Linked DNA regions of Homo sapiens: region 2 is linked to region 1. A link is a contact called in ENCODE Hi-C or POLR2A ChIA-PET data. All regions are on one chromosome and are shown on one strand. The core of a region is the stretch at or near the end of the contact, and the rest is flanking DNA. Distances in the headings are between cores, read along the strand shown. Region 1 holds the start of FZD9 (frizzled class receptor 9). Region 2 holds the start of POM121 (POM121 transmembrane nucleoporin).

What was found. A loop is a pair of places that touch in the nucleus more often than their neighbours do. ChIA-PET counts read pairs that join two places held with the same protein, here RNA polymerase II (POLR2A). Pooled maps may share reads with other maps.
Region 2: a loop to region 1 is called in a pooled map, with 4 times the contacts of the local background. The contact joins the promoter of POM121 here to the promoter of FZD9 in region 1. A Hi-C loop is called at or near these places in 1 of 168 maps with a recorded cell type or tissue (heart left ventricle), 2 of 37 single-sample maps with no recorded cell type and 3 of 50 pooled maps. POLR2A ChIA-PET finds 5 or more read pairs at or near these places in 1 of 52 experiments (naive thymus-derived CD8-positive, alpha-beta T cell).

What each region holds. Positions count from the first base shown.
Region 1 is chr7:73,431,155-73,436,364 of GRCh38, forward strand. It overlaps FZD9 (frizzled class receptor 9), which reads left to right and starts at 2,624. Exons shown (of 1, transcript NM_003508.3): 1 at 2,624-4,966. The coding sequence starts at 2,854. The coding sequence ends at 4,629. RefSeq lists silencers at 2,437-2,726, 4,265-4,559 and an enhancer at 2,443-3,316.
Region 2 is chr7:72,923,839-72,928,393 of GRCh38, forward strand. POM121 (POM121 transmembrane nucleoporin) reads left to right here and starts at 1,257. Exons shown (of 13, transcript NM_001387691.1): 1 at 1,257-1,927; 2 at 2,424-2,639; 3 at 2,964-3,125; 4 at 4,547-4,555. The coding sequence starts at 1,284. RefSeq lists enhancers at 843-1,404, 1,405-1,965, 2,399-3,598 and a silencer at 1,342-1,451.

The DNA.
Region 1 (5,210 bases), core at 1,374-3,873:
CTCCTTCCCAAGTCCCTACCACAGGCCAGGCTCTAGTGCAGGCAGGTGTGGCTGAGCTGGGCCGGCTGGGCTGGTGTCCTGCCTCTGGTGGTGTTAACAGGCAGCCTCTTGCAATGGAGGAGCCTGGATGCCAATCTTGACCCTTACGAGCTGCGTAATCCTGGGCAAATATTTGAGTTTGCTAAGCCTCAATTTCTCATCTGTATATGGGTACGGGATTCCTTGTAGCACTGTGATGAGGGTGAACAAATGATCACTGTAAAATCCCTGGCCCAGAGCCCAGGAGGCTCACAACAGGTCCTCGGTCAGTTTCTGTGCCTCCCTGAAGTTCTAGGTTACTCACTCATTCATTCACTCACCATCCCTGGGCTCAGCCAGGGTGCCTAGCCCTGTACTAAGTGCTCGTATGAAACAGTGCTAAATGCTCACGTGCAACAGTACTAAGTGCTCACGTCAAACAGTACTAAGTGCTCATGTGAAACAGTGCTAAGTGCTCACGTGAAACAGTACTAAGTGCTCACATGAAACGATGCTAAGTGCTCACGTGAAATGATGCTAAGTGCTCACGTGAAACAGTACTAAGTGCTCACATGAAACGATGCTAAGTGCTCACATGAAACAGTACTAAGTGCTCATGTGAAACATTCTGAGTCCTCCAGGTGTTTCCAGGCCAAGAGAATAGGAACAGTTGGGTGAAAGGGGGATGGCCTTCTCTAAAGAGTCCCAGATCAGGGCCCCTTGCCCCTTGTGTGGCCTGCCGGTGGCACTTGGATTTCACCCACAGAGCTACCCAGGAACCATGGCAGTTTCTAAGCGGGTCCCAGGAGTCTCAAGGGGGCAGCCTAGAGAGAGGTGAGAGGGTGATGGCGACACTCCCCAGAGGAGCACGGTGGCCTTGTGAAATGGGTATGGGTTCCGGAACAGACAATCACAAATGGAACACTTAGTAGCTCTATGCCCTTGGGTATGTCATTCCTCTCTGAGACTCAGTTTCCCCACCTGGGAAATAAGGATAACGTAGCATTCTTGGATTGCTGAGAAGATACAATAAGGGCAAGTATGAAGTGTGATCGATCAGATTCAGGTGCCCAACACGTGTTGTTGATTTTCTTTTTTTTTTTTTCTTTTTTTTTTTTTTCAGGCCAGGCACCGTGGCTCATGCCTGTAATCCCAACACTTTGGGAGGCCGAGGTGGATGGATCACCTGAGGTCAGGAGTTCGAGACCAGCCTGGCCAACATGGTGAAACCCCTGTCTCTACTAAAAGTACAAAAATTACCCGGGAGTGATGGTGGGCGCCTGTAATCCCAGCTACTTGGAAGGTTGAGGCAGGAGAATTGCTTGAACCCGGGAGGCGGAGGTTGCAGTGAGCCAAGATCGCACCATTGCACTCCTGGGCGATGAGATGAGCCTGGGCGACAAGAGCGAAACTCCATCTCAAAAAAAAAAAAGCTATTTTTTTTTCTTTATTAGAGACGAGGTCTCACTATGTTGCCCAGGCTGATGGGGCAAGATGGGGGTGGGGGTGAGCCACTGCGCCTGGCAGAACTGTTGATTTTAACAGTAGGATTATCTGCCTGCATTACAGAAAAGCAAGCTGAGGCTCAGAGAGGAGCCCCAAGTCACATACACTGAGGGGAGAGGCAGACGCTGTATTTGAGCTGCCACTGGGTACAAGGCAGACTTCCACACGTGGGAAGCCTTAGAAATGGTCTCCCCTGGCCGGGCACGGTGGAGCACGCCTGTAATCCCGGCACTTTGGGAGGCAGAAGCGGGAGCATCCCTTGAGCCCAGGAGTTCAAGACCAGCCTGGGTAACATAGTGAGACCCTGTCTCTACAAAAACATTTTAAAATTAGCCGGGAGTGGTGGTGCCCACCTGTAATCCCAGCTACTCTGGTGGCTGAGGCGGGAAGGTCGCTTGAGCCCGGGAGATGGAGGCTGCAGTGAACTATGGTCGTTCCACTGGACTCCAGCCTGGGCGACACAGAGAGACCCTGTCTCTAAAAAGAAATAACAATTAAAAATAAAAATAAAAAGTCTTCCAGCTGGGCGCGGTGGCTCAAGCCTCTAATCCCAGCACTTTGGGAGGCCGAGGCAGGTGAATCACCTGAGGTCAGGAGTTCGAGACCAGCCTGGCCAAAATGGTGAAACCCCGTCTTTACTAAAAATACAAAAAATTAGAGGGGCGTGGTGGCAGGAGCCTGTAATCCCAGCTACTCGGGAGGCTGAGGCAGGATAATCGCTGGAACCCGGGAGGCGGAGGTTGCAGTGAGCCGATATCGCGCCACTGCACTCCAGCCTGGGCGACAAGAGCAAAACTCCGTCTCAAAAAAAAAAAAAAAAAAAAAAAAGTCTCCCTCCTAGAGTAAAATGAGGCGACCCAGTCTGAGAGTGTGGGTACGGGGACTTCCCGCAGCCTCTCCCAGGCAGCAAGGGAAGGGAAGAAACCGAGTGTAAGCGGAGGGCAAGCGGGCGGACACCCACCAGGCCCGGCCCCACCCCGTGCTCCGCGTGGCCGGGAGACGCGGCGCCTTTAAAGCCCAGTGGGAGGCGTGTCCCTGGGCGTGTCCTCCCGGAGCCCCGCCCCGGGGGCTGGTAGCCTCGGCCCCGGGAGGTTGCGCCGGCTCTGGCTCAGCGGCGGCTCCGGTGGCAGCGGCGGTGGCGGCTAGGCGGGCTCGGCGGCTCCTGTCCCTCGGGCGGCTGCCCGCTCGCTGCCCAGGGCGCCCGGACACACGTGGGCGGCTCAGCGATGGCCCGCGCCCCGCGACGTGGCGGGCAGGCACCGGGGCGCGGGACCGCTGAGCCCGAGTGAGCCGGGGCCGCGCTCCCGCCTTCGGCCCGGGCCTCCCGGGATGGCCGTGGCGCCTCTGCGGGGGGCGCTGCTGCTGTGGCAGCTGCTGGCGGCGGGCGGCGCGGCACTGGAGATCGGCCGCTTCGACCCGGAGCGCGGGCGCGGGGCTGCGCCGTGCCAGGCGGTGGAGATCCCCATGTGCCGCGGCATCGGCTACAACCTGACCCGCATGCCCAACCTGCTGGGCCACACGTCGCAGGGCGAGGCGGCTGCCGAGCTAGCGGAGTTCGCGCCGCTGGTGCAGTACGGCTGCCACAGCCACCTGCGCTTCTTCCTGTGCTCGCTCTACGCGCCCATGTGCACCGACCAGGTCTCGACGCCCATTCCCGCCTGCCGGCCCATGTGCGAGCAGGCGCGCCTGCGCTGCGCGCCCATCATGGAGCAGTTCAACTTCGGCTGGCCGGACTCGCTCGACTGCGCCCGGCTGCCCACGCGCAACGACCCGCACGCGCTGTGCATGGAGGCGCCCGAGAACGCCACGGCCGGCCCCGCGGAGCCCCACAAGGGCCTGGGCATGCTGCCCGTGGCGCCGCGGCCCGCGCGCCCTCCCGGAGACCTGGGCCCGGGCGCGGGCGGCAGTGGCACCTGCGAGAACCCCGAGAAGTTCCAGTACGTGGAGAAGAGCCGCTCGTGCGCACCGCGCTGCGGGCCCGGCGTCGAGGTGTTCTGGTCCCGGCGCGACAAGGACTTCGCGCTGGTCTGGATGGCCGTGTGGTCGGCGCTGTGCTTCTTCTCCACCGCCTTCACTGTGCTCACCTTCTTGCTGGAGCCCCACCGCTTCCAGTACCCCGAGCGCCCCATCATCTTCCTCTCCATGTGCTACAACGTCTACTCGCTGGCCTTCCTGATCCGTGCGGTGGCCGGAGCGCAGAGCGTGGCCTGTGACCAGGAGGCGGGCGCGCTCTACGTGATCCAGGAGGGCCTGGAGAACACGGGCTGCACGCTGGTCTTCCTACTGCTCTACTACTTCGGCATGGCCAGCTCGCTCTGGTGGGTGGTCCTGACGCTCACCTGGTTCCTGGCTGCCGGGAAGAAATGGGGCCACGAGGCCATCGAGGCCCACGGCAGCTATTTCCACATGGCTGCCTGGGGCCTGCCCGCGCTCAAGACCATCGTCATCCTGACCCTGCGCAAGGTGGCGGGTGATGAGCTGACTGGGCTTTGCTACGTGGCCAGCACGGATGCAGCAGCGCTCACGGGCTTCGTGCTGGTGCCCCTCTCTGGCTACCTGGTGCTGGGCAGTAGTTTCCTCCTGACCGGCTTCGTGGCCCTCTTCCACATCCGCAAGATCATGAAGACGGGCGGCACCAACACAGAGAAGCTGGAGAAGCTCATGGTCAAGATCGGGGTCTTCTCCATCCTCTACACGGTGCCCGCCACCTGCGTCATCGTTTGCTATGTCTACGAACGCCTCAACATGGACTTCTGGCGCCTTCGGGCCACAGAGCAGCCATGCGCAGCGGCCGCGGGGCCCGGAGGCCGGAGGGACTGCTCGCTGCCAGGGGGCTCGGTGCCCACCGTGGCGGTCTTCATGCTCAAAATTTTCATGTCACTGGTGGTGGGGATCACCAGCGGCGTCTGGGTGTGGAGCTCCAAGACTTTCCAGACCTGGCAGAGCCTGTGCTACCGCAAGATAGCAGCTGGCCGGGCCCGGGCCAAGGCCTGCCGCGCCCCCGGGAGCTACGGACGTGGCACGCACTGCCACTATAAGGCTCCCACCGTGGTCTTGCACATGACTAAGACGGACCCCTCTTTGGAGAACCCCACACACCTCTAGCCACACAGGCCTGGCGCGGGGTGGCTGCTGCCCCCTCCTTGCCCTCCACGCCCTGCCCCCTGCATCCCCTAGAGACAGCTGACTAGCAGCTGCCCAGCTGTCAAGGTCAGGCAAGTGAGCACCGGGGACTGAGGATCAGGGCGGGACCCCGTGAGGCTCATTAGGGGAGATGGGGGTCTCCCCTAATGCGGGGGCTGGACCAGGCTGAGTCCCCACAGGGTCCTAGTGGAGGATGTGGAGGGGCGGGGCAGAGGGGTCCAGCCGGAGTTTATTTAATGATGTAATTTATTGTTGCGTTCCTCTGGAAGCTGTGACTGGAATAAACCCCCGCGTGGCACTGCTGAGTCCTCTCTGGCTGGGAAGGGGGGAAGGTAGGAGGGTGAGGGCCCTGCAGGAGTCTTTCTTGTAAGCAGAGCTGGCAGTGGGTGCTGGCACCCCCCAATCAGGAGGAAGTCCCCCCGGAACAGCTGTGCATTGCAGGAGTCCCAGACACCATGTGTGCGTGTTTTCCCCTCCCGCCCGTCTCTGTGCTTCCAAATGGAGACAGGGACGCCTGCGGATGTTCAGGGAATTCCCCAGGG
Region 2 (4,555 bases), core at 7-2,506, 510 kb before region 1:
GATCCGCCCACCTCGGCCTTCCAAAGTGCTGGAATTCAGGCACGAGCCACCGCGCCTGGCCTTCTTATTTTTTTTTCCTGTTATCACACTGATAACACTGAATTGCAATTTTTTTTTCTTTTTTTGAGACGGAGTCTCGGTCTGTCGCCCAGGTTGGAGTGCAGTGGCGCAATCTCGGCTCACTGCAACCTCCGCCTCCCGAGTTCACGCCATTCTCCTGCCTCAGCCTCCCAAGTTGCTGGGACTACAGGCGGCACGCCCGGCTAAGTTTTTTTTTTTTGGTATTTTTATTAGAGACGGGGTTTCACCATGTTAGCCAGGATGGTCTCGATCTCCTGACCTTGTGATCCGCCCACCCCGGCCTCCCAAAGTGCTGGGATTACAGGCGTGAGCCACCGCGCCCGGCCTGAATTGCAATCTTCTACTTACACATCTTCCTAACTAAACAGTTTCTAAAGATCAGAGATCCTATATTTTCCCCCTTAATCTCTTTAATGTACATAAACAATGGAATGAATAAATCAATGAATGAATGGCTGAGGAAACTGAACTACACCAAAGTGTATTGGCAGACTACCAGACTTTTTAAACAGCTTTATTAAGATATAATTCACATACCATGCAAATCATAGGGTGGTGCAATCACCACCACAATCTAATTTTAAACTATCTTTATGGTGCTACAAAAAAGCCTATAACCATGACCAGTCACTTTCTATTCCCCACCCCCAAACCCACTCCCTAGCCCTAGGCAACCACTAATCTACCTTCTCAGACCGTTAACTTTAGCATAGGTATAAGTCGATCACAGAGCCACAAAATCCACCCGATATCTGGGCCATGATGTGAAATTTGGTAGGTAATCGTCCCACGTTTTCAATTTGTAACATAGAAATGGAGGGGGGAGGGACTCACAACCGCTAGTAGCGTTTGTGAAAAGTACCTGGTAACAGGCTGTGCTGGAGGGGAATTCAGCCCCCATAAAAGATCACGGATTAGGAATTACGTAAGCATAGGTCTCGGGCCCTTTTATCTTGGACGCGATCCTTCCACGGGATCGCCTCCGGATGGATGTGGCGCTGGGAGCCACGCGGAAAACCTCAAGAGTCAGAAACAGGCGTTAAAGGCAGGCGGCATTTTCCAAACCAGTTGGGTCTCGGGCGCTGCCGGGCGGTAGCGTCTCCCGGAGTCGCGCGCGCATGACGTAGAGGGCGCGCGATGACGCGACGCGCGGCGCGGTGCACGCTGGGATATTTAAGTCTCCTCCGCGGCGCGGAGCCGCGATGTCTCCGGCGGCTGCGGCGGCTGGAGCAGGCGAGCGGCGGCGGCCCATAGCGAGTGTCAGGGACGGCCGGGGCCGGGGCTGCGGCGGGCCGGCCAGGGCGGTGCTCCTGGGCCTGTCGCTGGTTGGCCTCTTACTGTACCTCGTGCCGGCTGCGGCTGCACTGGCCTGGCTGACCGTGGGGGCTACCGCGGCCTGGTGGGGACTGAGCCGCGAGCCCCGAGGTTCGCGCCCCTTGTCCTCCTTCGTTCGGAAGGCGCGTCATCGGCGCCCCTTGTCCTCCTTCGTTCGGAAGGCGCGTCATCGGCGAACACTGTTCGCTTCGCCTCTGGCCAAGTCGACAGCCAACGGAAACCTCCTAGAGCCGCGGACCCTGCTCGAAGGACCTGACCCTGCGGAACTGCTACTCATGGGCAGTTACCTGGGCAAGCCCGGGCCGCCGCAGCCCGCCGCCGCTCCGGAGGGCCAGGACCTGCGGGATAGGCCTGGCCGCCGCCCACCTGCCCGCCCGGCGCCGCGCTCCCCACCGCCGCGCTCCCCACCGCCGCGCTCCCCCCCGCCCTCCCCGCCGACCCATCGCGCTCACCACGTTTACCCCTCTCTGCCCACTCCTCTTCTCCGACCCTCCAGGAGGCCTTCCCCACGGTAAGATGCGCTGATTTTGTCAGATCATCCTCTGGCTCGGCTGGCTTGAAATCGAGGACTTGACTTTTAAATCCGATTTGCTTTTTCATCAAGTCCCAAGGGGATTGTGTGTGGTTTTGCCCTCCTTAACACCTTGGTGTGTGCCAGCTGTCTCCTGGCCTCTGACTCTTGGAATGAGATGTTGTGTTGCCAAAACGATTCTCTTCTTTCCAGTTCTAAAAACTCCTCGAATTTTAGTGCAGCCTAGATGTAGTCTAGATTTAGATTTTCCCTCTCAAACTGTTGAAATCCATTGTTGAGACAGCTGTTAAGCAGCTGTCACTCTCTGGCCTTAGATGGAATAAGGGAAAGTTGCCATAAAAACACCGTGTTCTGTGTTGCTTAGAAAGAGACTTAAGTTCTTTGGAAAATGTCTGAACTGGTGGGTTTTTAACCGTTTAAAAATTTGACATTCTTTTTTGCTTTGGTTCCGTGATTTGTCTCGCATTCTCTGCAGGGATTGTGGGACTTTACCAAATCGGTTTGTAATAACACCTAGAAGACGCTATCCGATCCATCAGGCCCAGTATTCCTGTCTGGGGGTACTTCCCACCGTGTGCTGGAATGGTTATCACAAGAAGGCTGTGCTGTCCCCTCGCAACTCCAGGATGGTGTGTAGCCCAGTGACTGTGAGGATCGCCCCTCCTGACAGAAGATTTTCGCGTTCTGCGATGTGAGTATTATCGTTGGAAGAATACTCTCCCTTTTCGTGTCCACTTTATTCTTCTCCAGTTGTTCCTATGACATGACTACAACGCAGAAAAGAAAGGACGAAGCTGCTTATTTGATGAGAAATACCAAATTCTAGTAAACCCTTTTGTTTTTCACTTTTTGCTCTTAACGAAAAAGTAGCTTTACTTGCTAACGGGAACTGCTGTGAGTGTATAAATTATACTTTGGCCTGTTGGTTAGCTTCTGATTTCTTGTTTCTGAAGTCTGTGCTATATGGCATGGGAATTAAAATATCTTACAGCTAGAATCTTGTCTTTCATTGTAGACCAGAGCAGATAATCAGCTCAACACTGTCCTCACCATCAAGTAACGCCCCAGACCCATGTGCAAAGGAGACAGTACTGAGTGCCCTCAAAGAGAAGGAGAAGAAAAGGACAGTGGAGGAAGAAGACCAAATATTCCTTGATGGCCAGGAAAATAAAAGAAGGTAACAGGCTCAGGAGAGTACTAAGCCGGTTTCGCGCTTGGACTCCTATGGGATGAGATGTAGACATTCCCATATAGATACAGAGGCCATCTCCAGTTTATGAGCCTTCGTAGGCCCCCTTCTTTGGCTTACATGGAGGAATCTAATAACAAGGGTTTTAATGCTGCTCTTTTCAAGGCACAGGTTAGATCGATGTTGTAATTTACCTTTTCCGTGAGTAGTAGAGATAAGCTGACTGCTATTAGCCACGCTACCCTCATACTTTTGTAGAAATGTGTTAAAGTTTATTTTCAAGAAAGAAGGCTCTAAGTCTTCCCGTCGGAATTTTGTGGTGTTCAGTTACTTGGGTAACCACCAGTTCCATGTTCCAGTGTCTTAATTGTGCTGAAGGAAATGCTTGTGAAAGAAAAATGAAAACTAGAGTTTGGTAGATTTATCAGTAATGAGGTTAAAACCAATTTCCTGGCAGGGCAAGGTGGCTCAGGCCTGTAATCTCAGCACTTTGAGAGGCCGACACGGGTGGATCACCTGAGGTCAGGAGTTCGAGACCAGCCTGGCCAACATGGTGAAACCCCATCTCTACTAAAAATTCAAAAATTAGCTGGATGTGGTGGTGGGCGCCTGTGATCCCAGCTACTCGGAAGGCTGAGACAGGAGAATTGCTTGAACCCAGGAGGCGGAGGTTGCAGTGAGCTGAGACTGCCACCATACTCCAGCCTGGGTGACAAAGCGAGACTGTCTCCAAAAAAAAAAAATCCTTATGTGGTTTATAGAATAAGCTAATGAAAATGGAATAAATAAATAGTTTTCTAAGTATAGAAAGAAAGGAAGTTGAAGTGGCTGAGCATTTATTGAGCACCCACTGTGTATGGGACCCTACTCCAAGTGCTATGGATAGAGCGGTGGACAAGACAAAATCCCTGCTCTCATGGGACTCTTGAGGGAAACACCATTTTATAAGGCTGGGTGTGGTGCTGCACGCTTGTACTCCTAACACTTTGACAGGCCAAGATGGGAGGATCGCTGGAGCCCAGTTGCTCAAGACCAGCCTGGGCAACATAGTGAGACCTCGCCTCTACAAAAAATTAAGAAATTAGCCAGGTGTGGTGGTGCATACCTGTAGTCCCAGCTACTCTGGAGGCTGAGGCAGGAGAATCGCTTGAACCCAGGAGGCAGAGGTTTGTTGCAGTGAGCCAAGATCGTGCTATTGCACTCCAGCCTGGGCAACAAGAGCGAAACTCTGTCTGAAAAAAAAAAAATTTACCTTTCAGAAGCTTAGGGATTTTAAACAACCATTTTCTGGTCTATCATGGAATCTGTGCTCCATAGAGATAGTATAAGGTCCCAGAAATATGAGAATACACTTTAAAGGGACAAAAAAAGTCATGTCATTTCATTGAGACTTTTTTGATTTGTCGCAGGCGCCATGA